Regions from separate parts of the Homo sapiens genome. Here region 1 is linked to region 2. A link is a loop called in an ENCODE intact Hi-C map of the cell type or tissue named here. Cell type or tissue: GM12878. All regions are shown on one strand. Links, peaks and the distances in the headings refer to the core of each region. The heading gives the core; the rest is flanking DNA. Region 1 overlaps EBF1 (EBF transcription factor 1). Region 2 overlaps EBF1 (EBF transcription factor 1).

Evidence for each region. Peaks named below come from ENCODE experiments on the same cell type or tissue, not always from the same donor. Only the 100,000 strongest peaks of a DNase experiment are listed, where the experiment ranks them.
Region 1: a loop joins it to region 2, with 2.1 times the contacts of the local background. A loop is called at or near these places in 3 of 110 quality-filtered maps.

Annotation. Positions count from the first base shown.
Region 1 is chr5:159,024,532-159,040,182 of GRCh38, forward strand. The region is part of intron 6 of EBF1 (EBF transcription factor 1); the gene reads right to left. Among named protein-coding and RNA genes, the nearest start is that of EBF1, 68 kb to the right of the region's middle. RefSeq lists a silencer at 15,616-15,651. In GM12878, for the core only: no CTCF peak of the experiment used is centred there; a DNase peak (open chromatin) is centred at 7,182; H3K4me3 peaks cover 1,322 bases; H3K27ac peaks cover 3,609 bases.
Region 2 is chr5:158,945,682-158,961,332 of GRCh38, forward strand. The region is part of intron 6 of EBF1 (EBF transcription factor 1); the gene reads right to left. Among named protein-coding and RNA genes, the nearest start is that of EBF1, 150 kb to the right of the region's middle. RefSeq lists enhancers at 6,216-6,873, 8,546-8,675, 12,139-13,001, 12,730-12,799, 12,830-12,879. In GM12878, for the core only: no CTCF peak of the experiment used is centred there; a DNase peak (open chromatin) is centred at 8,410; H3K4me3 peaks cover 2,082 bases; H3K27ac peaks cover 5,977 bases.

The sequences.
Region 1 (15,651 bases), core at 3,984-11,983, 79 kb after region 2:
TTGACTCCTAATGTTAGGCTCTTTCCAAACACAGATCCCAAGGATGGAGGCTTGTCCCTACCAAGGATAGTCAAAGTAATATGCCACAGGCTGGGAGTCAAAATAGGTTTGAAGCAATGGAATAAGCCCTCAACTTCTCAAAAGAGTAATATTGACTTAAATGTGTAAGTGGGGTGTCCTTCTTTAAAAAATAAATACATCATATGATTCTTTGTACTCATGCTTTATAGAATTGTCTCTAAGTAAGAGTGACCACTAACCAGAAGCATTCTCCATAGCCATTGAGTCTGGAAGTAGACAAGAAACAATAAAAGTGAGGTCCACAAGTCAGCTGGAATGGCCAGCCATCAACCAGTTAAAACTGAGCTGGAGCCTGGCACTTACACAGTAACATAGGTGCGCAGAGCCACCTTGCCTGCAAGATTTCCATCTAGGGCACAACAGCAAGTGTCTATGGCTGTGAAGGCATTTCAGCTGCAAGGTCATCAAGGCTTTCCGTTACTTACAGGAAATACACAAATGTACAGAATAATCTGCAAAATCCTTTGGCCACCAAAGCCCTGAATTTTCCTGGTCAGCTGGGCAAATACAGCCCACACAAAAGGTATCTATCTGACCTTCCTTTCCAGGGTAGAGGTCAAAGGGGACTGAAAGTGAATCACCTCCTTGGTGTGGTGGTTTATAACTGCCTTTCTTTGACATCAGGTGCTAAGCTACCCTGGCTCTGCTCTTCTTATATTTTACACAGTCTGATAGATGTTAGAAAATTCTTCTAAAAGGGGAGAGAGTAAATGACTTCCAGAGAGAAAAGGGGGCTGTTGATGTGTCCAAGTAAGCATGTAAGATGCCCAAGGAAAGCATCTGGGATGTCCCACTGAAGAATTCCTGCAACTACTGCCTGAGTACATGAGTTATGATTTTTGTTTTTCCCGCACTGTGTATACATGACATGACATGCTTTATTTATTGATGCTGATTTATCCACACCGCTTTATTGTTGACCAGCTTTTATTTCTTCTTTAACCTTATTAACCCTTGCTGGTATTTGACAGCTTAACACCCTCCATCACTCTGCAACATTCACTCTGAGAACCGATGTGGAACTAATAGCAGCCTTTTTATTTCCAATCTTTGAGGTCACAAGCAGTTGCCCTAGCCTGAACCCTGTAAGATTTTTCTATAGGAAGCTCTCTTTCAATGGGTCATCTCCTTAATGTATCTCAACAGGTCTGCCTGGATGTTTGAAATGAGATGTGATTCCTGCTAACTACTGTCACCACCAACATACACCTCTGAATAGGAGGAATAAGTTTTACCTTTGGAAAAAAGCCCTGGGCAATTCAAGTGAAGCAACAACTTGGTGATTTTCTTCTTGGGCATTTTATCACCTTTCAAGTTACATCCAAGGAGCATCTATTTGGGGATATGTTTGATTGTCTCAAAAAAATACAACAGCGAAACAAAACTCACAAATGTCTGTTACGTGAAGGAAGTGTGAATGAAATAGAGCATGGTGGGAGAGATTTCCTAGCTCCGTTTTTCAGCCTGGATTGATTAACTCTAATAAATTCAGGAAGGTGATTTCAGATGATGCCCGTCAAGCTGGATCTTATGGCCCAGTTGTTTATTATTTCACACTGCCCCGGGCTCAGTCTTTGACATTCACAACCCTAAAAGGTCATGAAGTGAAATTCTACAGCCAGACTTAGTCAGTATTTTGGTGAGTAGGCTCTTGTGTTAATGAAGACTGTTTTTTTTTTTAATATAAGTTGGACTTAGGGAAGAAAAATTCCAGGTTAAATACAAATAGCCTCAACTCAGGAAATTCATGCTTTTAAATAGCCAGGTCAGTGTAAGAACATTTAAGACTACAGGAGAAGGAAGAGCATACAGAGGGAAGCCAGTCAGTGCTAACAAACCAAGCAAACATAGGAGTTAAGAACTGTGGGGGCAGAAATAACATTTCCCATTAGCAATGCTGGGAAAACTAGAACTGACACCAACAGAGTCCTAGGCTGGCCACCATTGCTCTTACCATCCCAACGAAGTCCAGGCCTTTATTCCCCAGCACAGAAAAAAATCCACCCCACATGCTGGACTCACATTTCTCCAGAACTACAGGCCTTAGAAGGCATGCATGTTCTCAAATCAAATTTTTATTTCCCTAAGCTAAATGCAGCCCTAGACATCGAAATCTACTACATCAGATCAGCAGATAGTTGATCTGGGAAGGACATGGCCCAGTACACAAGCAGAGGACCAATGTCGCTTTATTTTCTAATAATCAAACCTTCCTTTTTCTGCTCCTTGCCCTCCCTGTGTCTCTAAGCTAAGAGAAAAAAGTAGGCCTCTGCCTGCAGCACAAACAAATTCCCACTTGGGGGGAATCAAACAAACTGAAAAATGAAGAGAAGAGGAGATACAATCTATTTCATTTAGTTTGGGCCCTGCCTAATTTCCATTAGCCCCACCCAGTTGGCTTTTCTGGCCTCAGGCATCTATCTGGACCATTAGTGCATATTTTCATGGCTGTCCTGGATCCATTCGTCCCTCCATTAGAAAACAGGAAGAGGGTATGTCCAGCATTTCAGCAGGGGCAGTGCCACTATGTAGCCTGATTTTTTTCATGAGCAAGAAATTCCTACCTGTACACTCCTCCCATTCCTGATGTTGTAGACACATGGACATTGTGCTAGTTCACACTGATGACTTGAACACTTTTCAGAGAGCTACTAAATTCCTCCTCCTATTAATCTATCATTTATCCAAGACCAGGCCTCAACCCCATCCCCTCCTAGCTAACCCTTACTCCTCCAAGTTACTAATACAATGTCGCTTCTTCCAGGAGCCTTCTCAGACCACTGTTCATCCCCAGACCAGGTTAGGCTGCCCTAACATACCCTCTCCTAGCACTTTGCTTAACATTCAGCACTCAATCATTATTTTCTGTCTTTCTTTCTCACACTACCACACCAGTGTTCTTCAGACCTTAGAATGCAAAAGAATCTAAGAGGAGCTTGCTGAAAATGCAAATTCCTAGTCACCTGACCCTAGATATTCTAATTCTGGCTGAGGCTTGGGAATCTTCATTTGACCAGTTGATCTTCAGATCACACTATCCCAAAACGTTAGTTCTTTATCATAGTCACTGCCTGACTTCTCAGCACTGTGTAGCAGCTGGCATCTGAAAAACACTTACTGGATTGAAACAAGGACATGCTGATTCTGGTTCCTACCCCTCTAGCCGGAATTTTCCAGCCTTCCAACAACTGTCACTCAGCAGGGTAGGCCACAGCTGAATTTTGAGTAGATCTTTGCAGCTCCTGAGTTGTACAAAGTACATGCAAGTTTGTCACACCCAGGGTTCCCCCAGCTCATATGGATCTTTCATTTACTCTCTTCTGGAAAAATGAACTTTAGCCCATTTATCTTCCAAATAAAGCTTGCAAGGGAAAAAATGACACGGACTTGGTAAATAAGAGTTTCTATTATTAAAAGCAGGTTGAAGTTGGGGCTTTGTGCAACTGCTTCCTACTTTCTGAAGTGTCTCTATTTTAAGTATGTAGACGGTGCTTGAACAATCCCAGCAGGCTCTAGATGAAAGAGCATCCTCCTCATTAACCCTAATGGGAACTGGGCTCATGCACTAAAGGAAAAATACATCCTTTGGATCAAACCTCATGAGTGGCATCATGGCAATAGGAGGACTTGGGGTAAGGATAGAGGAGAGAGGATATTCCCTCATTTCATTCTATCCAGGAACTTGGTGACAAGGAAGAGAGAGTAAACCCAATAAATATACTGCTGGACTAAGAAAATCTAAGCTTCTGAAAAGATGCTATCAACATACCAAGCAATTGTAATGGTACCGTACTAGAGGAGGAGATTGCAGAAGGGGTGGGCTTAGAAATATTTTTCATTCAGCAAATATTTATTTAGAAAGTATTGGGCTGGAATGTAATGGTGAGCAAGAAGGATAAGGTACCCGTTCACACAGAATTGCCATTCTACGGGTGGGGGTGAAGGAGTCACACAATTAAAGAAAGAAACAAATAAGAGTAAGATATTCAACATGAAAACAGAGAGACTTCATCTGTTTTGTTCACAGCTGTATCCCCTGCACCAAGCACAGTGCTAGCACGGAGCATGGATTCAACAAACATTTGTTAAAGGATAAATGGAGGACTGGATGACTGGGTGGCTTGATGGTTGGATGGAAGGTTGGAAGGAAAGGAGGAGCTTCTCTGAGGTGATATTTGAGCTAAAAGACAAGAAAGAGCCAGTCATGGTTATTCTGCAGGAAAAGTTCTTGAAAGAAGGAACAGCAAGTTCCCAAGGGATGAACAGGTTTGGCATTTCAGAAGAAGGCCAGTGAGGCTGGAGTGTGGCAGAGTGGGTACTGGGAATAAAATCACAGTTGTTTGCTTTGCAAACAAAATGGAAGAATCAATCATACGTGTTTCACAACCCTAAAGTATATATATTATTTTTGATAGCTATTATCTTTATTCTATAAAGCCTTAAACCAATTGATAAGCAAAATAAGATCTCCATAAAGAATGAATCAATGGGAATGAAATAGAGAAGTCACCAAAAAAGACATATAAATAAAATATGCACATATGGGAAAATGCCCAACCATACTCATAAGAGAAATACTCATGTAAGTAAAGCCCAATTTGAATCTATTAAGTTAGGTAAAAGTAAATTTAATGATAGATACACGATGTTGGCAAAGATTTGAATAAGTGGTATTCTCACAAATAACCAATAGAATCGAGCACTGGAGACTCAAGTTGTTGGAAAACAATTTGACATTATGCATTGAGAGCCATGAAAATGTTGAAGTGTCTGAAGGAGTAATTCTTCTGAGATTTATCCCAAGGCTTTCAAAGTATTTTCTGCAAAGCCCTAGGATTCTGCAGAGGGGCTTCAAGATTTCTGACAGCAAAGTCCAGGGAATGATTATGAAAGGGGAAGAATGCGTGGGGCTATAGGGATTCTACCTCCTGACAACCAGCACAGTTCTGTTGTAGAAATTCAGATTCTGTTTCAAGTTTACTTGAAAAAGAAGTTCTAATAATTTTTTAAAAATCACCCTACTATCTTAAAGAAATGATCCAAATTATAAAAAATAACTAGGCCGGGCACCATGGCTCATGCCTGTAATCCTAACACTTTGGAAGCCCAAGGCGGGTGGATCACTTGAGGTCAGGAATTCGAGACCAGCCTGGCCAACATGTGAAACCCCTTCTCTACTAAAAATACAAAAATTAGCTGGGTATGGTAGTGTGTGCCTGTAGTCCCAGCTACTCAGGAGGCTGAGGCGAGAGTATCATCACTTGAATCTGGGAGGCAGAGGTTGCAGTGAGCCAAGATCACACCATTGCACTCCAGCCTGGGCAACAAAGAGCAAAACTCCTTCTAAAAAAAAAAAAAACTATAAATATGAATATGTTCATCAGTATTATTTGTAAATAATAGTTGAAAATGAAAAAACCTCAATTTTCAACAATAAGAAGGTAATTTATTATCCATTAAACCTAGGCTATGTAGAGACACAGAAAAAATATATATATACTTTGTTTTACATATATATATATGAATGTAAAACAAAGAACACAAAATTGTAGTTGCAATATCATAATTTTTTTAAAATGTAGAAGTGCACATGAATTAAAAGTGCAATAAGATGATTATAATTGGATTATGGGGTCTTTCCTTTTTTATGTCTTTTCCAATTTTTCTGTAATGCAATTAAATTACTTTTCTAACCTTTTTTTAATGTTTAAAAATAACCCTTGATGGCCAGGGGATGGTATATTATTATTCATCTCTACATCCCAGCATAAGCAAAGGAGCTGGCATAAAAGAAATACTCCACAAATATTTGTTGAGTAAATAGATATACTTTTAATTAAAATCTGATCATGAATGAAGCACTAGAGAGAGGCAGGACAGATTCCCTCCAGAGGAGCTGGAGAAAGCCTCCTGCAGAGGCGAGCCTTTGTGTGGATCCTTACAGGGACAACAGGATCCGATCTGAGCGGAGGGCCAGGTGGGAAAGGCAGCCCTGCAGAAGGAGCAAGGGGAGCAAGAAATTGGCGATGAGCAAGTACTGAATGTGTCTGGGAAAGAGAAAGAAGTCTGGGTCGCAGAAGCATGGACACTCCTGAGCACATTAAAGGAATATAAGGCTGAAAAGGTGAATTTAAGCCCACAGGCCAAATAAGTCAAAGCAAGAGGGTTCCAATGAATGTGAGCCACAGTGACATGTTCAGAACAGGACTTTATGGAGAGTAGCATGGCTGTAGTGTGCATGATGGGCTGGTTGTGGGGCCGTGAAGTATGAAAACAGTAGCCGGGCATGGTGGTTCATGCCTATAATCCCAGCACTTTCGGAGCTCGAGGCAGGCGGATTACCTGAGGTTGGGAGTTCAAGACCAGCCTGGCCAATATGGTGAAACCCCATATCTACTAAAAATACAAAAAGTTAGCCAGATGCAGTGGTGTGTGCCTGTAATCCCAGCTACTCTGGAGGCTGAGGCAGGAGAATCGCTTGAACCCGCGAGGCGGAGGTTGTGGTGAGCTGAGATCATGCCACTGTACTCCAACCTGGGCTACAGAGCGAGACTTCGTCTCAAAAAAAAAGAAAAGAAAAGAAAAGAGTACAGCCCAGGGACAGGCTGGGATGTGGAGAAGAGGTCAGGGGCCTAAACAACATTTGGAGCTGTCGGAATTTATAAAAGAGGATCACCAACTAGAAAGGGATCCTGTATGTGGAATTCTTTAACAACATGTCCAGAATCCACTAAGACAGATAATCTGTCCTGAAAAAATCTGGACATTTGGGGGAAGCAGTAACCCCCTCCTCACCTCCCATCTCCACCAGGCTTTCTTTAATGCCCAGCATATGCATATGCACCTCCAACAACGAAAGCCTCCTTTCTTACACGTATTTACTAGCAGTCCCAAATGTTTCCTGTGCTATATAAAGTCTACATTTGACTTCAACTGGGGAAGTGAAGGATGGAGCTGGGAGAAGGGGAGGAGGCAAAGTCTGTGGCACAGTCACTAGCACATCTCCAGTTTTAAAATCATGCATTCAGTCTGAAGCCCAAATCGAAAGGTCGCAAACTCACATAAAGCACCGGTGATTTAGAGCTTGCTCCTATACACAGTTCAGCAATGCGTGGAATGTAAAAATACATGGAAACCACAACACAGCAGGGCTCTCGCTGCGCTGCTGGCAGAAGTCTCTGTTTCCCACACAGGCCCTAAATCTAACCCAGCAATGAAACTTTTAAAATTTGTAAAAATAGAACAGTTGGAAAATCTTCACCACTTTTAGTTAAAATATAAAACAAAACCCGCCATCTTTTGTGGGTGCAGTTGCAAATCAGCCACACTCCTCCCGTCTTCGAAGGAATTTTAATGATAAAAAAAAATTTTCAAATGTTGAACTATGTATTTCTTCTAGGTTACCTGGTGAATACATTCTTGGATGCTCTGGTATGTGTAGGTTGTTTTCAGTTTAGCATCTCCACCAAGAAGAGTCTCAAAATGTCCAGTCAATATCAACAGGTGTAACAAATGCCCTGTTTAATTTTCTGAAGAATAACAATAGAACAACTACCACTTATTTATACATTAATTTGTGCCAGAATCATCTCCTGTAATCCTGATTCCTAAATCCTCAGTCCAAAATCCTGTGAGTATAGGTATGATTATCTCCGTTGTACAAATGTAAAAAACAGAATAATTTACTTAATTTTTCCAGGTACAAGTGGTAGCCAGGATTCAAACCCAGGGCCATCTGATTTCAAAGACTAGGCCCTTTCCATTATATTTATTGCATAGGAAGGGATTTCCCTCACCCATTCAAAATGGTTATATTTAGAAATCAAGACACGCCACTGGCTCCTCGATCAGCTCTTAGTTTCCTTGGACTATTACATAAAGCTGCATAAAACCGAGTGATTATTTCTAGCCTCTTCAACAGATCTCTTTTCTATACATTGTTATTCTTAAACATAGGCAAATCCTGTGCCTTATGGCAGATTCCGGGTTACATTATAGAAGAATTCTATGGAAACATAAACCAGAGTCTGTCTGTCTCCCTATCTCTCCGAAACCACCCTCTCCCTTCAAAGCATCTCACTAATATTTATTTTGGAATTGTCATGAACAGTATTATGACATTGGCTTCCTTAAAAATTTAACATTCATGATTAGCACTTGAAATGAGTATATCCAAAGAATGTATTTTGCTCAGTGCTTACAACCAAATTATCTCAAGAGGCTATCAAGAGCTCTCAAGTCATTTTGTTAACTATGTTCTCTATTTAAAGGAGCCCCACACAGAGAGAAGGGAGGGGAAGGAAAGCAAGACTTAAAACCTTGCTTAAAAAAAAAATCAAGTATTCTATTCTGTCTCTCTTTCCCTCCTCTACCTTCTCCACCCTCCCACATCCGCCCCCACCCCCAAACTAAATATAGAGACCAAACACCAAAACCCAAACTTGAAAATTTCCAAAATGATAATCAACAAATCATGGTAACATGGAACACAGAAATTAAATGTAATGCCCAAATTCACAGGAGCAGCCGCCTGGAAGCGGGAAGTGGGGTGCACCTGAGCATGCTTTAGGAAGTTCTGCACACGTTTACCCGCTTTGCAGCCATCCCTTCCTTCCACTCCGCAGCACAGGAAAGGCAGATTCTGAGCATAACTCCAGAGCCCCAGCTTTTCCTACCATTAATCGTAAGATTAGATCCTGGATACAGAAATGCTAAATGATCAACAAACATAGTTAGCTCTGAACTCAAATGAATGTTTTTTTCCTTTCCCTTTCATTGAAGAGAGGGGAAAAAAAGCTTCACATGGCTTCCTTTCCTTGACCTACAACAAATTCCATTAAACCTCAAAAACAATGCTTTGAGATGCTAGAGGATGCAGACAGGAAACTGAAGAAAGACTTTACACAAAAGTTAAAACGTCTTTTTCGGAGGGAGTTAAGGAAGGGTTGTATCTTGACAGTGAGAGCTCATGGCAACTGAGAACATAATTAGATTTGAATGTCATGTAGTTGTGCCTGGGATGCATAGCACATCAAAACAGATTTACTGCTCAGAGTAACAGAAATGTGCAAATGCCATTGGCTGGTAAATAATTAATGATTGCCCCAAAGTTTACAAATGCATAAAATGCCCTACAGATAAAATTCCATCATATTTTCAAGTTACTGAAAATTAGCTTTTTTTCTGGAATAAATATCAGTTATCTGTCCAGGATTGATTCCTCTTTAAGACCAAAAAAGTCTTCATTCTACCCAACGACCTCCTACACCCCTTTGTCTCCTGGGACATCTAATTTATGGGTGTTTAATGTAATAGGGTAAGCTTTCCAAAAATGGTGTAATAAAAATGGGCTTAGATGTCATCACTATTATTACATCTGTTATTATAATATGTAGTGTTTGCAGTGAAAACCAGGCTTGCATCTATATTTCATTGGCATCCATACATTGAGGCCATCTTGAAATTTGACTCAAAGGACTAAAATTCAACATCAAAAAAACTGCTTCAAAGGGATATTCAGCATTGATTTTATTGGGCTTATTTTGGGGAGCACTCAAACTATGCTTTTTTTGACTTGTTGGCCCTAAAATGCAAGAAGGGTTAATCTTGATTGCAAAATCAAGAAACAAAGATACAGGCCTATTGTGCAATAAACAGCCCACATTTCAATGAATAAGTAATATTTCTCACAAACCCAAGTTAGATAGTGGATTTATTTAACCTCTTGGGGTCAGGTAATAAATACTAAGTGAATTATTCAGCCCAATGGCTAATCAATACAATTCCATGATATATTTTTTGTGTTTCATAAAAGGTTGTACACTAAAGGCAGTGAGCAATTATGGAAATTGGGCCAGAGCGCCTCTCAATTCCTCTCTGGCTTGAAACCCCAGCAGGCCACCTTGACAGCAAATCGATTAGTGCTCCAGTGAAGCGGCTCAGTGACCCCTGACCTGCTTCCAGCGAGGCCTGACAGAGGAGAGAGTATTTTATATTTATTTTATTGAATTAACTCCATCTTGCCTGTACCATCGCTTTACACACATTAGGCAGCAAGCTACAAGCTACTTCATTGTCGTTGTTTTCCATTGCTCTTGCTAACCAAGCCCCACCCCTTGCCCTGCAGATTTCTTTGTCCTGGTTTTCCTTTCACTTTTGGCCTCAATGCAAGATTTCAATCCACCCTGAGACTCATGATGGAGCTCCAGGTAATAAAAACCAAGAGCAAGGCACAAGATCCTGCTGCCTGATGCTTCCTGCCTACCTTGTCCAACCAGGACAATGCCCTATCCCCATTTTTCCCCTCATGTTGAGAAACAAAGACCAGTCAATAAAAATCTGGCTTCACATGGTGCTCTTTGGAAAATATATGCAAGAGAACATCAAGGATTAGGGGTATTTCCTACTAGAAAATCAAAAAATAAACCAGAAGCCACTGGTTTTCTCTATTTTTGTGGCCTAATTACATTATTGACTGATTGAAGCCATCAGAAACAGGGGGAAAGAAAGAGAAAGAAAGAGAGAGAGAGAGAGAACGAGAACCAAGGCAGCTGAGTTTAGACCACCATTTCATCAGGGGAGCAATAAATCCAAAGGCTCATCAGCCATCAGTGACTGAAAGCTTACAAGAAGGGAAACATCTCTAAATCACCAAAAATTTTCTGTTTTACTTCTGCTAAATGGAACATTGGTAAAAAATAAAAAATAAATAATAAATTAAAAAAACACCAAAATAAGTGAAAAGTAAATGCCAGGAAGAAACCAAGAGTTTTAAAGTCAGAAAATCTATTTGGCAGCTCTAGATGTTAAATGATACCAAAGGTTAAGTTATCAGCAGAAATTTGACGTTATAAATCACAGGATTGAAGGATCTTGGACCATATTTGAAGGAGGCAGTACAGAGTGATGGTTTCATACTTAGAGGCTGAAATTAAACTACCTGGATTCAAATCCCAGTTTTTCTACAAACTAGCTGTAGACTTTGTACAATTCATCCAACCTCGCTAAGCTTCAGCTTTCCTCACCTATACATAAGGATGACAACAGCTGTTGTCACATAAGCAATGTTGACTGACATTATCATTTTTATCAGATCCCAAATTATTTTATATGGGTAGGCAAGAAATCACTTTTCAGACTTGTTTTATGAATGGAGAGGCTGAAGAATGTGAGGAAACAGAATTTGCCTTCCAAATTATTGCCCTTCCCAGGGTCATGCATGCACAAAAGTATTGTGATAATCACTCACTCCCTTAAAATCTCCTTTTGGGGTTCGAAGGACCTTGAACTTTACCATTAAAAGATTCAGTCCTTGGGTTGATCTCCCCAAAGATTTAAAAGGGAAGTTCTCCTTTCCTGACCCCCAGTGGTGGGGGACATGAAACTATTTCACTCTATTCATATCACCTTGCCTTTCTCAGGAGAGACTTGGTTCTTAGGGAATATTGGCTTCATGGGTGCAGAGTAAGGGATAAAGTTTGTGATGCAGGATAAAAGACTGAAGACAGTGATTGAGAGATCAGAAGAGAAGAATTTCAGAGTTGCACTTCAACTGCTCAATTGTCGCATCAGGGATGGGTTGGCACTTTTAGATACCTTGCTTCTGATAAGAAGATCAGCTCCTCATTTACAGATTCAATGCCATCCCCATCAAGCTACCAAGGACTTCCTTCACAGAATTGGAAAAAACTACTTTAAAGTTCATATGGAACCAAAAAAGAGCCCACATCGCCAAGTCAATCCTAAGCCAAAAGAACAAAGCTGGAGGTATCACACTACCTGACTTCAAACTATACTACAAGGCTACAGTAACCAAAACAGCATGGTACTGGTACCAAAACAGAGATATAGATCAATGGAACAGAACAGAGCCCTCAGAAATAACGCCGCATACCTACAACTATCTGATCTTTGACAAACCTGAGAAAAACAAGAAATGGGGAAAGGATTCCCTATTTAATAAATGGTGCTGGGAAAACTGGCTAGCCATATGTAGAAAGCTGAAACTGGATCCCTTCCTTACACCTTATACAAAAATCAATTCAAGATGGATTAAAGATTTAAACGTTAGACCTAAAACCATAAAAACCCTAGAAGAAAACCTAGGCATTACCATTCAGGACATAGGCATGGGCAAGGACTTCATGTCCAAAACACCAAAAGCAATGGCAACAAAAGCCAAAATTGACAAATGGGATCTAATTAAACTAAAGAGCTTCTGCACAGCAAAAGAAACTACCATCAGAGTGAACAGGCAACCTACAACATGGGAGAAAATTTTCGCAACCTACTCATCTGACAAAGGGCTAATATCCAGAATCTACAATGAACTCAAACAAATTTACAAGAAAAAAACAAACAACCCCATCAAAAAGTGGGCAAAGGACATGAACAGACACTTCTCAAAAGAAGACATTTATGCAGCCAAAAAACACATGAAAAAATGCTCATCATCACTGGCCATCAGAGAAATGCAAATCAAAACCACTATGAGATATCATCTCACACCAGTTAGAATGGCAATCATTAAAAAGTCAGGAAACAACAGGTGCTGGAGAGGATGTGGAGAAATAGGAACACTTTTACACTGTTGGTGGGACTGTCAACTAGTTCAACCATTGTGGAAGTCAGTGTGGCGATTCCTCAGGGATCTAGAACTAGAAATACCATTTGACCCAGCCATTCCATTACTGGGTATATACCCAAATGACTATAAATCATGCTGCTATAAAGACACATGCACACGTATGTTTATTGCGGCATTATTCACAATAGCAAAGACTTGGAACCAACCCAAATGTCCAACAATGATAGACTGGATTAAGAAAATGTGGCACATATACACCATGGAATACTATGCAGCCATAAAAAATGATGAGTTCATGTCCTTTGTAGGGACATGGATGAAATTGGAAATCATCATTCTCAGTAAACTATTGCAAGAACAAAAAACCAAACACCGCATATTCTCACTCATAGGTGGGAATTGAACAATGAGATCACATGGACACAGGAAGGGGAATATCACACTCTGGGGACTGTGGTGGGGTGGGGGGAGGGGGGAGGGATAGCATTGGGAGATATACCTAATGCTAGATGACGAGTTAGTGGGTGCAGCACACCAGCATGGCACATGTATACATATGTAACTAACCTGCACAATGTGCACATGTACTCTAAAACTTAAAGTATAATAATAAAAAAAAGAAGATCAGCTCCTCTCTCAACCCCTCCAAGCTTCCTTATCAATAAGGACCACTGCCACCATCACATTTGCCACATCAGCCATCCTCTGATCTCCTAGGGAAAGAGGACTGGGGTTCAAGTCAATTTGCAGGGACTGTTTCTGCACAAATACCCATACCTAGGTTCGTGTGCAGTGCCAGAGTGGCAAGAGAGGCTGGCTGCCAAGGCTATTTTTGAAGAACTCACCACACTTCTCTGGGATACTGTGAAGGAAATGTCTTGATTTTGCCCCATATCTTTCCTTGTCCTTTGCAATCCCAGAGATTCAAGACCATTTCATTTCTTATCTCGGCAGTCCTTTCTCCCTAAACTCACGGCCCACCATCACCATGACAGACAGCAAAGCAATCTCACCTTTCTCTTTAACCTATAAGCTTTATGGCAAAAAGATAAAACACCATGGGAAACAGTGGAGGGAAATGAGGGGGGAAACCCACCCTACTCTGACCTTGCCCTGCCTTCTCCATTCTGCATTTAGGTAACAGCCCAGATATTTTACACTTTTAGAACCAATGAAAGAGACTTTTTATGTATACATTCTCCAGTCGAGATGGACCTACCTACTCATATCAAAGGGAGACATTAAGACTCACGGTCAAAACAACTTAAAAAAAATCAAATGCAGGGTGGCACTAGTATTTCCATACAGGAGGAGAGTATGGGGGTGAAAGAAATTAGCAAAGAGGCCATGCCTCACAGCAAGCAAACACACATTAACTTAGACTGCATTTAAGAAGGCCAGTGGGTAGCTGATAGAGACTATGGAGAGTGGGGATCAGACCTCATTCCTAAGCCATTCCTTGGTGTAGTGCTGATCACCTCATAATATTTGCGCTGTTTTGGGCTGCCTGACCTATTAGCAAGACTATCAACAACACTTTGAAAGTTCCCCTTGATCTAGTGTCTGAGCACCTAATTGCTGTGGAAGTCTCAGAAATTCCACCCTAACTCTTCCCAGGAGGGCTAATGGGATGGGGTAGAAAGAGATCCTGGTTCAGATGCCCACTAGCTGTAGGATCTCGGACAAGTAGCCTCTTTCCTGGGCCCCCATCTACAAAATGGAGAGGCGATTTCCTTCCAGGATAAACATATGATTCAAAGTGGTGTTTATCTGATGTGTGAGAAGCCTGAGATGGAATGTTTACTTCCTTTAGAAAATTGGAATTTAACAGCCAAAAGAGTCCTTTTTCCTCTGAAGGAATAAAAAAGAAATCCATTTACTCAATCTGCTAACCCCAAAACCAAAACAAAGAGTCTGTGGTATAAATGAGTTGGCCAAGATGCCTGCACGTGCTGGCTCACAAGTCAGCCCTCTTCCCTGAGTCATTCTGCAAAATGGCACAGCAGATTCCTCTGGGTCCGTCAGAAAAGAAAATCTTTTACACTTTTGTATAACTCTATGCATTAAACCATAAATTATTATTCCCCTCTCTTCTACTTTCAGAATCTATACAAAAGTGATTACCTCAGTCATTTTTCAACATTACTTTCATACTTGGAAAATGCATTTTCTAAAAGTTATTTATTTTTCACAGCATGTCAGGTTGTTATATTGTACTAGTTAAAATAAAACTACTATATAAACTACTGTCTACTTTTGCATGCATTACATTTCCCTACAAATGCTGTGAAGCAGGATTTTCACAGGGCCTAAATATATTTATCTGAAATATTACATTATACTTTATTTTAGCACCATTCCAGATTTTAAGAAAGAAAGAAACAGGAAAGCCAGTTGTTAAAGTAACTTCGCTATTAAATAACTTTTTTATTTGGAGTTCCCCATTTCAGAAGAAAAATTATTTAAATATTAAAAGCGGTTTTGTCATGAAACTTAAAACCAACACATACTATTATTCCTTCTCAAGGGCCCTGGGAAGAGCTAAAAATGTCCCATTGGATTTGATTCATGCTCACCTAAAAGCAAGACTTGGGCAGGGAGTAAAACAAGTAAGGAATAAAATATCGAATGAGTACAGACCACCATTTCTAATAATGAGGTCCCCAGACCCTTGATATACACAGCTAGGTTTAAAATATTTTCTGGAGTACCTCTAAAAGGTGACAAAACTAAACAAAAGCTTTGCTTGAGGTAATCCTAAATTTTATGCGTAAAATTGTTTTTTGCTCAAATGTAATATTAACCATTCTCTAAAGCACTGTGAATTTCTTTAAAATGCCACCTCACTTAAAGACTCCACAAACACAAAAGGACGTAGATCCATTTGTAACTGTAGTGGTGAGGGTCCTGCAGCTGTGAGTGAGGGGTGCTTGCTTGAGCATCAGCCAAAACAAAGCTGACCCTGGCCAGTAAACCTAAGGAAA
Region 2 (15,651 bases), core at 3,980-11,979:
GGTGTTCTCTGTATTTCCTGAATTAGAATGTTGGCCTGCCTTGCTAGGTTGGGTAAGTTCTCCTGGATGATATCCTGTATGATATTCTGGATGATTTCCAACTTGGTTCCATTCTCCCCATCACTTTCAGGTACACCAATCAGACATAGATTTGGTCTTTTCACATAGTCTCATATTTCTTGGAGGCTTTGTTCATTCCTTTTCATTCTTTTTTCTCTAATCTTGTCTTCATGCTTTATTTCATTAAGTTGATCTTCAATCTCTGATATCCTTTCTTCCACTTGATCAATTTGGCTATTGATACTTCTGTATGTTTCGGGAAGTTCTCGTGCTGTGTTTTTCAGCTCCATCAGGTCATTTATGTTCTTCTCTAAACTGGTTATTCTAGTTAGCAATTTCTCTAACCTTTTATCAAGGTTCTTAGCTTCCTTGCATTGGGTTAGAACATGCTCCTTTAGCTCAAAGGAGTTTGTTATTACCCACCTTCTGAAGCCTACTTCTGTCAATTCGTCAAACTAATTCTCCATCCTGTTTTGTTCCCTTGCTGGCGAGCAGTTGTGATCCTTTGGAGGAGAAGAGGCATCCCGGTTTTTGGCATTTTCAGCCTTTTTCACTGGTTTTTCCTCATCTTCATGGATTTATATACCTTTGGTCTTTGCTATTGGTGACCTTCAGATGGAGTTTTTGCTTGGTCGTCCTTCTTTTTGATGTTGATACTATTGCTTTCTGTTTGTTAGTTTTCCTTCTAACAGTCAGGCCCCTCTTCTGCAGGTCTGCTGGAGTTTGCTGGGGGTCCACTCCAGACCCTGTTTGCCTAGGTATCACCAGCGGAGGCTGCAGAACAGCCAAGACTGCTGCCTGTTCCTTCCTCTGGAAGCTTCATCCCAGAGGGGCACCCACCAAATGCCAGCCAGAGCTCTCCTGTATGACGTGTCTGTCGACCACTGCTGGGAGGTGTCTCTCCATCAGGAGGCATGGGGGTCAGGGACCCACTTAAGGAGTCAGTCTGTCCCTTATTAGAACTCCAATACTGTGCTGGGAGATCTGCTGCTCTCTTCAGAGCCAGCAGGCAGGAGCGTTTAAGTCTGCTGAAGCTGCACCCACAGCTGCCCCTTCACCAAGGTGCTCTGTCCCAGGGAGATGGAAGTTTTATCTATAAGCCCCTGACTGGGGCTGCTGCCTTTCTTTCAGAGGTGCCCTGCCCAGAGAGGAGGAATCTAGAGAGACGGTCTGGCTACAGCGGCTCTGTGGCACTGCAGTGAGCTCCCCCTAGCTGGAACTTCCCAGTGGCTTTGTTAACACTGTGAGGGGAAAAACATCTACTCAAGCCTCTGTAATGGCAAATGCCCCTCCCCCCACCAACCTCAAGCATCCCAGGTTGACTTCAGACTGCTGTGCTGGCAGCAAGAATTTCAGGCCAGTGGATCTTAGCTTGCTGGGCTCCATGGGGGTGGGATCCACTGAGCAAAACCACTTGGCTCCCTGGCTTCAGCCTCCTTTCCAGGGGAGTGAGCGGTTCTGTCTCACTGGCATTCCAGGCGCCACCAGGGTATGGAAAAAAAAAAAACTCCTGCAGCTAGCTCGGTGTCTACCCAAAGGGCCGCCCAGTTTTGTGCTTGAAACCCAGGGCCATTGTGGTATTGGCAACCGGGAGAATCTCCTGGTCTGTGGGTTGTGAAGAGCATGGGCAAAGCATAGTATCTGGGCCAGATAGCACCATCCCTCACAGCAGGGTCCCTCACGGCTTCCCTTGGCTAGGGGAGGGAGTTTCCTGACTGCTTGTGCTTTCCAGGTGAGGCAGCGCCCCGTCCTGCTTCTGCTCGCCCTCCCTGGGCTGCACCCACTGTCTAACCAATCCCAATGAGATGAACTGGGAATCTCAGTTGGAAATGCAGAAATCACCTGCCTTCTGCATTGGTCTCACTGGGAGCTGCAGACAGGAGCTGTTCCTATTCGGCCATCTTGCCTGGGAACTTCCTTAAGGTTTTCTCTAATCTATGCCATGACAATCTATAACTCTAGATTCAGGAGGAACACAGAGGGATAGCAGCCAACAGAAATCGTAAAGGAGAAGTAATCATGTCTGAGCAAAGCTAAATACGAAAGTAAAGAGTTGGGATGAAAATCATTTACCTCCTGTGTAGAAATGGAGGTTGAAGGAGAACAGGAGAAATGTGGAGCCCCCTTTTAAAAGTTCCCTCCCTAAATCGCTGAAGCATCCTTACTCCATTAACAACCAGCTTTTGCTTTTAAAGCACTAGTTCTCTTGGTATTTACCTCCAGCACTGCAACAGAAAAAAATTTCAGCATATACTGAAGAACTTGTAATGATCTTTTAAGACATGAATCCCCCATTCCTAGAGGGTGAGTGTGCTTCCTAAGAACTATTCTGGAAGCAAAATTGACAGACTGTCACAGGAACAGAGAGATTCCAGTTTTTCCTGCATCGGGGTGGAGGGTACGGGTGGGTGTGTCAAAACATCACTACATTCTCCCAGGTTGGAGCCCTCATTCCGTTCTTTGCTGGGGGGAGATCTGGGTTCTTCTCACACACATGCTTGTCTCTGTGATGTAGGGGAGGCCCGAGGGCAGGCCAATGGCAGCTGCTGCCCAGCCAAAGGAGAGGAAGCTAGTTTACTACAGGATATAAATAGAGTGACAGAGCCCCTCACAGAGGGATGTACACTGGAATGTTTAAAAAAAAAAACCACTGTAGCAGGGGCATTATTCAAGCATACTGTATAAGGGCCAAAATTGCTTAAAATGGCTTTCAAAAACATAAGTCTGAGATTGCTCCTTGGGTGTGTTATTTTTATCTATTCCACTGGGATTAAGCATGGCCTAGAATCCCAGCTTGAAAGGGGAGAGCCAAATTTGCACTACCTGCTATCTCTCTGTATCATCAGGACTCATCTTCAGAAATCTGGACGTGGACACCACTGACACAAAGGAAGCACAATTAAAGCCTGAGAAGAGGCCGGTCTGCGCTCTCCCAGAGCCAAATGAACCCTCCCTTGCTTTCTCCAGTCTCCAGCCCTGCTCAGCGACCCTGCCTTTGACTGACATGTGGCATTCTCGTCTTCATGGACAGAGAAGCCGAGCTCTCGATGGTTATCGACATTAGAAAATGTCATGTCTGAATACGCTTCAGCCGGACCTTCCTCCCCTACTTCATTCCCTGCCTCCCGCCCCTCAGTTTATTTTAATTATACAATGAAAACTCTCAAGTATGGAATGGCTGCCTGCTGTATCACACAAGCCCTTAATTGTACTCTGGAGTTGGATCATGGCATTTTATCACCCTGCAATGGTAAAAGGCACATTTGCAACAGGAGTAGGTCATGGAATATTTTCTGGAAATGCCAATGGATTTCAAGGCCCTTCCTTTTTTATACTAGACATTTGTGATTTTTGTCTGTGCATATAGGAGAATAGTAATTTATATCCCCTTTTATACCTTTTCCTGTTCTCCTTACAATTCTATATAATTCCCCAACTTATTCTTTACATTGATGAATATTAATGACTTGATCCATAATCACTTGTCTCTTATCAATCCACAAAAGCATTTGAGCAGATTTAATTTTCGAATTATCATAGTTTCCACATCGTGATGGCATACCCATTTATCATTCTTCTAGTTCCTTTAAAACGTTTTCATTATGGGCAAGGTGCAGTGGCTCACATCTGTAATCCCAAGCACTTTGGGAGGTAAAGATGGGAGGATTGCTTGAGGCCAGGAGTTTGAGACCAGCCTGGGCAACACAGTGAGACCCCCATCTCTACAAAAACAACTTTTTAAACTTTTTAAAATTAAAAACTAAAAAGAAAATATTTTCTTCAGGAAAAAGAACAGATCACAATAGACAAACTATGTTCAGGCTTTTTCCAAAAGAGGCCACTTCAACAAGTAAGATAATTTCCTAGAAGATAAAAAGGTGACCCACACCCAATCTAGACATGGCTGGCCAATGTGGTACTTTGGTTTAGATGTCTATATCTGCCTCTTTCAACAAATACAGGCTTTCCCATTGTATCTATTCAATAAATGTTCACCAAGTAAATCTTCTCAGTCATGAACTTCAAATGTGCGCTAAGCCATACACACCCTACCCATATTTATCCAAGAATTCCCCTGCTCTAGTTGTCTCATGTTAGATATTCATTCCCTAATTCACACTAGGATAACAAATTCTCTCCTGGTAACCACCGCTCCCTAGCTCAATCCATACTTCCAGGAAGAACTGTGTTCACACAGTTTATAAGTCATGCTCCCACAGCAGTATTTGTCACTTGACAGGTTCACGTTGTATCACTTTTAAGCAATTCCCAGTGGTGTACAGTGGTGCCTGTTCACAGATGTTTCCCTAATATTGCTAAGTAACATCAAAAGTTTCAGGCTGGCTTCCACACAGGCAGTGGGCTAAGGAGACATGGATTACCCATGCTCTTCTATTTCCTGGCCCAAAGGTCTCCAATTAACACTGATGAAATTGGCTTCTCTTGGCACTCCTGCCTACTTCCCTTAGATGTTATTCACTTCAGGACTTGGGCAGAAACAAGGTTTTATGTAACAACATCATTCATTAATCCTAAGTGAATGTACCCAAGAAAAGGTGCTCAAGGTAGGCTAAAGTCCTAGAGTCAGTAGCCGATGAAGAATAGTAACCTGTTCTTCACACTGCCATTTATTTCACAACAAAACTTCAGTCCAGGCAGAGCTTCCACTATAGCAGTCCAAAGCTTTCCATTGACTACTGCTAGAGTCCAGCCCACACAGGACCAGAAAGAAGTGGATTTGTGTGAGAAATGCTCCGCCCAGTGTCTAGCACAGAAGAGGGGCTTAATAAAACAAATTCTGAGATCTAAAAAAGAAATACAAGAAGTCTTACGAGTAAAATTGGCCCCGTTCTGAGGACCATGCAGAAAGCCAAAGAAGTACTTCCTCAGTGGCCTGGGAGACAACCTTCTTTATCTCTGACATTTTACTCTGGAAAAGGAAAAGGCTATAAATGAGTGGCGGGAACCATCTGAAATCTCATCATGACTATACCACCAGCATGTGGAGAGTGTATTTGGTGGAGTTTGTCCAAAAGTCATCCTTCCCTGTTCACTCTAACCCATAGTCACTCCTACCTCAAATCTCTATTCCAAAGTAGGAAACTTCCAGGCAGGTGAGGTATTCAAATGAAAAATGCAAGCCCGGGCTACTTAGCTCTGGCCAATTGTTGCCATGTGGGATGGCTGGCAGCCCATGTTGGTAGACCTTCTGACTTTTCAAGAGAAGATGGAAAGTCAGATTTCTATATAAATCTCCCAATTTTTCAATATTAACTCCAACTTAGAATGAAAAAAGTTCAAGCCAAGTAAAATGCATCTGACTCTGGGTTGGTCTGAACGCATGGTTTGCCACTTTGCAATCCCTGAACTCTCTAATTCATGTGGCACTAAATCATACATTACTTTTGCATTATTTCACTTTTCACTTTGCAAGCTGTGACTTCCAAATTGACTATAAACACTTTTGACCCTGACACACTTTTGGCTGGGTGGGCCTGTGATGCCATGCGTTTACTAAACAGTGGCTCTATTATATATTGCCATGTTGAACAATGGCTACAGGCAGATGTAGCATTTCCCAAATGAGAGAAGGCAATGGCAAAAGAGGGAACTTGGCGTCAACTTGAGTGAATGCCCCTCCTTCTCTACTCCATTCTTTTTTTCCTGGCAGGTGCACGTTCACAATGGTGATTTCTCATTTAATTGCTAAGTATTTCCACAGCACAGTAAAATCCATCATGAACCAGACACGGAGTATGCTAATTCCCCAATCTCTGATAATGCACAGATTCAATGGGGTCTTCTTCCCGCCAATGTGCATTCATAAATGCCATTAATAGTAATGGCAGTCAAATGCAAAATATGACTAAGTAGGCCCTAGTGCATGAAATATATTCTCAACCACAAGGACAAGCTGCCACACAGCTCACTGCCTTGTACTAAATTAGGGGCTGGTGATTCTCTGATTGGGACCAAGAGGGTGATAATGACAAATAAAAAGAAAAAAAGCCAGTCCTCTTCTCTGCTTATCCACTACGAAGAGTATCCCTGACTTACAGGTCAGAGACAATGAGGAGCTTTCAGGCTTGGAAACAGAGACAGGACACAGAAAGATGCAAACTCGCTGTCTTGCAGGGAATTAGTGAAACACAGCTAAGCCAGTTCAACACTGTGCCCTTTAGTCATCCCACCCACTAAAAGACACTGTTAAAAACCCGCCAGCTTTTATTAGCAGAAACAAATGAAGTCGACTACCGAGCACTCAGGAGTTTTTCATCCTGAAAGTCCAGGATGGCTTTGGCATAATAAAGGTCATATCTCCTAACCACGGTAATGTTCACAGAGCAACCTGAGCTCCAGGCAGGGCCAGGCCGGCCTCTCAGTATTCCCCCTGTAGAAGGTGTTGCCGATTAAACTATCACATTTCAAAGAGCTCCTTACAGTAAATAGGAAAGAAAGGAAAAAAGAGATCCAGGGCCTTTTGTTAGTCAAAAAGCTAGGGAAAGGCGATAATTAACCCATTTTTGTAGAGAAATCATTTGGACAAAAGTCAAGGGATTTACCACCCTGTCAATTGTTAAGTCTAGATAAGGACATTATATTCCACGGCACAAAGGGTGACTGAGATGGTGAATGGAAAGTAGGCCACTACTACTACTTTACCTCGCATCTGAAAAAGGACTTTTTTTTTGTCCTCCTGGTACAGTGATGGACTAAAGAATCTTCTCCCCCTTGCACTAAAAACATAACTTCAGAGCCTGGTTTTTGCATTTTGTTAAATATTCAAAGGTATTGTGCAATTAGCATGTCATTAATGAATAATTAATTACAGCTAAAGCAGCCCTCAGATTTTTGCAGCTAAATTATTTAAACAGCAAATATAACAATACAATGCAATGCTCTCATTTGGTGTTTTGTTATTGCATTATTTGAAGGGAACAGCAATATTACTTTTCATTAGTTGCAAGAATTATGTGCAACAAAAGCTGTTTTCATTTTTTTTCTTACCTAAAAGTTGCTTCGTGTGCCCTAAAAGGGAAAATTAATTCAATTCAGATTAGATTTCCTAAGAATTAATTAGCTGCAAATATCTGAAAACTGCGGCTAGGGACATAAGGCTTAGGTATCTGAACTTAAAAGAAAAAAGTAAGCCTATTTAAACCTGTCCTTTAAAACAACTTCTGCACCAAAGTACCTTTTTTTTAGATATTTGGTTACCACTTTTAAAAGAGGAAACTTGTTTAAAAATCCTTTTTTTTTTTTAAGCAAGTGAGCATTACAAAGCTCCCCCTAGTAAACAGTCAAGAGTTAAATAGAAAGTAATTTGTTGCTACTTGCAGACATACATCACTAGTAAGACATGAGTTTATATTTATAAGCTGCACATCTGGGATCAGTTGACTTATCCATCTGCTAACTACACCAGTAAACAGTATGTCTGGGACCGTCAAACCCTTGCATCCATCACAAATTCCTGCTTTAATTGTGTGTTTACGTGGCAAACCTCTGCTTAAGTATATTTGAAGACTGTTTTAAGCAGTTGTAATTGCTCCTTTCTTCTTCATATTAACTTTAACACATTTTATTTACCATTATGACAGGCCGCGATTTTGCAAGCCTCATAGATAGATAAATGCCAGAGATCATCATGCTACCCAGGAAAAGGCAGCAGAGGGACAGAAACCGGAGCTGTAACCTGTCCAGTCCGGAGAGTTTGGGCCTCTTTCACAAAATCCAATGACTTGAGTCACAAGTTCAAATCTCAGTAAGGCCAGTTTAATCCTCCACTGTCTTGAACTCAGAAAGTTGACAATCATACACTTTCTTTTTGAGAAAGGAGCAGAAGAGAGGGAAGGGAAGATTTAGGGGGAAGAGGCAAATCACAGTTTGGAAAGATAAAATGGTGCCAGGAGTTTTCCATCTTTTTCCTTAATTAATCTGCTGTGTAGGAGAGGTGCATGAAAGCTTGAGAGATTTGTAAGGGTAGAGATTTTTCAAGCCAGTGGCAGAGGGCTGGAAGTTCTCAGGAGCCCCAGAATCAAAGAGGAGTATAGCCTGTGACTTGACTTAATTTTTAACCCTGGTTTTATAATTGAGTTTCATAAGCAAGCTGAAAACACAGGCTCAGAAATGAATGAATTCAGAAGAAATAAAAGGCTACCTTCCATAATTAGGGGAAAAATATGCACCATTCTCTGCACAAAAGCGGGGATTTTACTGTATTTTTCCCAATCTGCCTTTCACATTTATATGAATAGCAAGATGTCAGATTTCACACAATGTTGTTAAACCTTTTCTCAGGTTTAGGGAACTGAAAGTCGTATGTGCCTGTGTAATATTGTGCTGATGCAAATAGTTAAACTTTTCTACACGATTAACCATCATTTTCTCAGAGTATTCTGTTCACAGCTTTCTTCCAGTTTCCTGATACATGTTGAGATCTATGCCCGTGCGGCTGATGGGGTGGCGTGGAGGTTGTAAACTGAAGACCCACCGCGAAGCTAAAGAGTCACTCTGACGCAATCTAGTTAAATGACAGTATGGCAGTAGGCCGTTTACCCAGGCCAAGGAAGCTGTGGCTTGTCAAAGACATTAAAATCCAAATGTGCCAGCAACGGTGCCAAATGTACTCTAGGCCTTGCAAACACATAATCCAGACAAACTGAATTAAATTGCAACCAGTTTATAATTAATTTGCTTTTGAAAGTTGTGCCATGAGAATAAATGTGCCAACAATTATTTGCAATGAATTGTTCTTAGGGTGCCCCCAACTTAATAATGCCTCTGTAAGCAAGAGAGGGTTTGGTATTGGTTACTTGTATTGGCATTGGCTTCTAACCTAATGAGGGGGTACGGAGAATTTAGAGACAGATTCCAGGAACCTTAACCTTTCTGTCAACCTAATGGAGTCTGTTACCAATGCGGTCAGTAGCGTGGCCCTGTGGCCTCCCTGACCTCAGATGCCAGCCTCACTCTGCCCAAGATGCTAAGATTAGAAACATATTTATCTCGCTGAGGCACTGCCTTTCTGGACACCATTTTGTAAGCACAAATATTCACGGGAAAGGTAAAAACAGTAAGAGACTAAGGCACTAATGCTTCATGTGAATTCATTTCTCATACCATTTTTCTCTAGGACTTACGGAGCCAAGCAAAGTGTGAGCCCTGAGTACATATGAACAAAAAACTAAAATAATGTAAAAAGAAGAAATAATCCTGAAACTTAACATGGAGTGTTATGTGCCAAGCATTTTTTTTCCCCACCAATCCTCAGGGGAAAAAAATTACAGAGAAGTAATTGGGCCGGGCGCAGTGGCTCACGCCTGTAATCCCAGCACTTTGGGAGGCCGAGGAGGGCGGATCACGAGGTCAGGAGTTCAAGACCAGCCTGGCCAACATGGTGAAACCCCATCTCTACTAAAAATACAAAAATCAGCCGGGAGTGGTGGCGGGCACCTGTAATCCCAGCTACTTGGGAGTCTGAGGCAAGAGAATCGCTTGAATCCGGGAGGCAGGGGTTGTAGTGAGCCGAGATTGCACCACTGCACTCCAGAATGGGCAACAAGAGCGAAACTCCATCTAAAAAAAAAAGAGAGAGAGAGAGAAGTAATTGCAGAGTAGATGTATATTAGAGGCCTCAGGACTTAGAGCTAAAAAACAGCAGACGCAGGATTCAAACTGAGGGCTAACTCAGCAGCCTGGGACCTCCACCTTCTGCTTTTCATATCAACAATGGCCATATCTCACTGCTCCTCTCTTTCCAGAGCACAGGGGCCAGAGTGAGACCTGGAATGTGACTGACTTTTAGACCAGAGCTGGACATCAAAATGAATTCCATCCCATTCTTAATTGTCACTTTGGAAGACTGCTTGAGAGCATTTGCAGCTCTTCTTGGAAATCCAGGCAGAATGTTTTGAGTTCATCTCAATATAGTAGTTCCCTTACAGGGACGCATCATTTCTGATCTAAAATGATCTTTAATCGACTGATGTTTTACACCAGCCTCGTTATCAAATTACTGCTGGCTGTTTCCGAAACTCAGATCAACCCTCAAAGAGTAGAAGTGTGCTACCATTGAGGGGAGTCACAAGAAGATGCTGCAGGTTCAGCCAGCAGCTGAAAGGAAGAGTAGCAAAGAGTTGCTTAGCAATGGCTTACCAAAGGAGGAGTACCTGCAGGCCATTGCTTTGTTTATGCAACAAATACTTATTTCTTACAGTTGTTACTTATTTGTTACAAGCTCCTGCTTGAATATGCCAGATACTGCATTAATTAAATAAATATAAATGTGTGTGTGTGTGTGTGTGTGTGTGTGTGTGTGTGTGTGTGTGTGTGTCTTTCAGATTTAGAAATTTGCCCAAGGTCACAAAGCTAATAAATGGCAAAGGCAAGATTTGAACCCATGTCAAACTCCAGCAACACACTCCAGTCCACAGTCTTGTAGTACCAAGGAGGCTTCTACTTTGGAGCGACACGGTGTGTCACAGGCTTTTCAGATCAAGTTCTATGCTGCAGTTTCCTTTCACTGAGATGCAGCCTAATGGTCTCTGAATGTTTTTCACCAGGAGGAGAATGAGAGCTGAGAGTAACTTTCCCTGAAAGGACATTTGTAACCATTAAAAGAAAGAGAACTCAAAAAGAAGTTCAAGAGGGTTTTCAAAACTGGACTTTTAACTGGAAGCTTAATTGCAGGATGTACCTTAGAATGCACGCACACATAGACACACACACACACACGCACACACACACACGCACGCACACTTTCAGATATTCCTTCTAAAATAGCTCTTGACAATTTGTTTCAAATCATGAAATCACGACCTTAAGGTCTTCCAAGTTATCTTCAACCATCCAAACAATTAATTCTTTGAGAAAGACATACTTACTAAAAGAAAAAAGAAGTTGAAAATATTGAAAATATTATAGAAAGGTTCCAATGGAATTAACCAGAAGAGAAGGTTCTAGATGTTAAGCATGTACTACCACTCCCACTACCTCTGCCACCAACACTTCTTTTTTTTTTTTTTTTTTTTTTGAGATGGAGTCTCGCTCTGTCGCCCAGGCTGGAGTGCAGTGGCGCGATCTGGGCTCACTGCAAACTCCACCTCCCGGGTTCACACCATTCTCCTGCCTCAGCCTCCGGAGTAGCTGGGACTACAGGCGCCTGCCACCACGCCCAGCTAATTTTTTGTATTTTTAGTAGAGACCGGGTTTCACCGTGTTAGCCAAGATGGTCTCGATCTCCTGACCCTGTGATCCACCTGTCTAGGCCTCCCAAAGTGCTGGGATTACAGGCGTGAGCCACACTTCTAATGAAAAATGCTAGCAGCTCCCAATTACTAAGAACTCTGTGCCAAGCTCTCTGCTGAGTGCTTTCTATACATTATACCATTCACTCTTCACAAGCGCCCTGTGAGATAGACATTATTATCCCCATTTTACAGATGAGAAAACTGAGGCTTCATAAATTTAAACATTACTTGAACAGCCAATAAAATTATAGATATTTACCAGACTTTTCTGTAAGGTATTATTAATACAATGGTAAGCACTGTCATGGATGCAAGAAAATACTGGAATTTAAATGACAAAGATTAAGTCACATAAGAAATGAAAATTGATGAGGCAGGTCTAAGCAGGAAGTCCCAAGAGGGCAGGAACCAAATCTGTTTTGTTGCAAATTAGGTCTGGCATAATATCTGGCCTATAGGAGATGCTGAATCAACAGTTGTAGCTAAATGTAGAAAACAATACGTAGCAAGTGAGTATATTAGAACTCTCTGAACATTTTATCTCCAGAGCACTTGGTTAATCAAGGTTCAAGAAAAAAATGGTCCCAACTCTGCCACTACCATTTCAAAGCTCCTTGACCCAGGGTGTTTCAGGTAAGCCATAGTTCCATGGCATGTGCCTCTTCTTTTTATTTGGGTCTGGCACCAGAGGCTGAATCAGAAAATCTCCATTTCCCTTTGTCCCTATTCTGCCATGGACGCTTCCTCTGCCAAACATTTCATAGTTCCTTTATGGCCGCATGATATTTTTCAAGGGAAATGATTGGCAAACAGCCAATACCCCTAATGCAGAAAAGATGCCAACATCACTCCCAGGTTTAAATACCTTCAAGGAGACCCTCAACTGAAGTGGTCCTTACAACCAATCTGACTTTTTTTCACTCTCTTTTTGTGGGAATATCTTTTACACGAGGCTTAGAGGGAAAAAGGAAAAAATAATAATAAGAAAACGTAAAGAAAAAGAAAACCTGCCTGAAATGAAAAATTCCAATCTTGCCTCTGTAAAAATCCTTCAAGCCCAGTCAGCTGCCCCTCCCCCTTGATCCAAGCCTCTGTGTTTCCCGGCAAAGAGGTTAGAAAGCTGTTGAAAAACATTCTCCTGCTGAATTGAGACTGACATCTGACAGAGCTCGGTGGTGTCCTAACTTGAGTGAATTTAAATGACAAGCTTGGCTTTATAAGTAAGGGATCCTCTTTTACAATAGAACAGCATGATTGCTTCATGGCAGAGGGGGAAAAGAGGGAGAATCAAAGTTTTCTTCAAATCCCCAGTGGTGCCATTGACCTGTCAGAAGGTTGTGACCCACTCCTGTTAATCCATGCAAATCAGATGCCTCCAATTTGCGGTGCTGATTGGAGTACCACACCTTTAAATTCAGGAAGCGGCCTTAGAGTGAGGTTCCGATCACAGAGTTCAGTTCACCTCTCATTTTTTTCTTCTTCAAAAACATGATGACAGCTGACTTCCTTCCCGCCCTGCCCTTACTCAGTCAGGGAAGACTGTCTGATGGTTTCCTGATTAGCATCAAGGCAAAAGCAGCATGTTTTTCATAGGCTATCGCTATTACCTAAATTATAGGCCTGTTGCTCTCAGCATTTTCCCCCCACAGACAGGTTAATATACACATCCCACTGGTATTATTGCTTTGCGAAGTCACCCAGTCATTTTTATGACATAGAGGGGAGAAGGCCTGGAATTCCCCGGAAGAGGCTTCAGATCCAGATGAGAGACTCTTACACAACCAGAAACGCCGTTTTCTAACCATCCCATTCAAAACTTAACAACACTTCCCACGTTCAATGCCATGTGCCGTGCATATTTTAAACCATGGGTAATTTCAAGCAGAAACATTCAGAAAAAGAAAATGAAAAGGCTGGTATTTTGGATATCAGGAATATGTGATTGCCCACACGATTCGCACATTACTCAAGTTGTCCCCAAGTCATCTTGAACTGGCTACTTAAACAATGTAAGTGACCAGAATTTTTGTGCATCATATCAAGGTAATTCAAAATTCTAGTGAGAGGAGGGATTATTTAAAGGACTTCAGTGAATTTGCATTTTCCAAAGCTTGGAAAATAACTTTCTTAAAGAACCCCTGAACCATTAACATATCTGAGGAATAAATAATTGTAATAACCATTTGCCCATATTTTAGAAAATATACTATTCCTAACACCAAAAAAAGATGCCAAACATAAAACAAATCGAAATAAACTAAAACAAAAATATAAAGAAAAACTCTAGCTCTACTTAAGAATTTTTTTTTTTTTTTTGAGACGGAGTCTTACTCTGTCACCCTAGTTGGAGTGCAGTGGCTTGATCTCAGCTCACTGCAACCTCTGTCTCCAGCGTTCAAGAGATTCTTCTGCCTCAGCCTCCTGAGTAGCTGGGATTACAGGAGTGTGCCACCACACCTGGAAGATTTTTGTATTTTTAGTAGAGATGGGGTTTCACCATGTTGACCAAGCTTGTCTGAATCTCCTGACCTCAGGCAATCTGTCTGCCTCGGCCTCCCAAAGTGCTGGGATTACCGGCCTGAGCCACCAGGCCTGTTCAAGAATTTTAAAGACATAAATAATATATAATTCTTTCAAAATAGGAAGACTTTTAAGACAAAAGAATATATATGTATGTATATATATATATACTTTCAAGATAGAAAGACTCAATTTAGTAGAGATGTCAACTTCCCTAGTCTTTAATACATTACTCAACTTTCTAAAGACATTATTTTAACCAAAAATATGATTCATTCATATACAAGAATAAATAAGCAATAATAGTCATGAAAATGGGGGATGATTATATAATTAAAACACATTATACAGCCATAGCAATTAAAATCATGCAGTAAGAGAATCAAACTAGATCGACCAATCAATGGAACAGAACAGAAAGCCATGTGCCTATATATCCCTAGTTAGGGTGGCTATTCAAAATAGCAGAATTGACACCTACATTGTCCCTGGAGCTCCAGTCTGGAAGACATAATACCACACTCACTCCTTTAAATGCACCAGAGAAGCCCCTTTAAATTGATAGAGAAGGGTCTGAACTGAGGGGGAAGGAAAGGAGGGGACACTTAGAGCAGCAGATATTTACCAATCAGCATGGAAGCATTTTAAGATTTTAATAAGGGCTATAGTCATATTGTAAGTATCAGTGGAATATCTACCCTATATTTACTGATAATAAATGAGGCATTCTAAATCATTAAGAGAAAGTGAGCTTATTCAAAAATTGCCACTTAAATAAATGTTATTCAGAAAAAAATTGCTGTATCTAATTTATTTCTAAAAATAAATTATAGAAACACTAAAGAGGTTACATGTAAAAAGTGAAATCAACAAAGAACTAAAAGAAAATATAGGTGAAGATTTATCTGACCCTAGAGTAAAGAAGACATTGTTAAGCACAAAGCAAAAGAAAGACTCTAAAACTGGAAATGATTAATAGACTTAAGTATATTAAAATTGTACATCTCTGTAAAAAAAAATTTAAATTGAAGGGCAAACTGGAGGAAAATGTTTGAAAAATGTTTTTAAAAAATAGGTTCTCTAATGGTTTTTAAATATATCCACAAATTCTTCAAGAGGTGGAACTTCGTTTCTCTCTCCTGAATGTGGGCTAGAGTTAGTGACTTGCTCTTAACAAATAGAAGAAGACAAAAAGTGCAATGTGTGACTTCCAAGACTAGGTCAAAAAGGCCTGTCAGTTTCCTGTTTGCTCTCTGTAGGCTCACTCAGTGTGGGAGAAGCTGGCTGCCATGTCATCAGGATACCCAATCAGCCCCGGAAAGGCCTTGTATCAAGAAACTGAGGCCTCAGGCCAATAGCCCTGTGAACGAACTACCTTGGAAACAGATCTCCCAGCCCCGGTCGAGCCTTCAGATTGCTACATCTGACCTGAAATTCTTGTGAGACAATAAATGTTTATTTTTTGAAACCTAAATAAAAGCCCATAAGGGAAAAAAATAAGGGAGAAAATGAATAGGCAATTCACCAAAATATGCATATAAATGGCCAAAAACACAAAGAAAAATATTCGAGCTCAGTATTCAACCTCAGCAATAATCACAAAATATAAATACTATATTTCAGTTTACCAAGTTGGTACAAGTTTCTAAATGAGGTCCTTTGAGGACGCCAGTGAACTGCACTGTCTTAACACATAGTGAAAGTGTAAACAGTATAACCTTTTTGGAGGGCAATTTAGCCACATATATCAGAAGGCTTAAAAATGATCATCTCCTTCAATTCAAAGATTACACTTTGAGGAATTAAGCTTAAAGGAAAA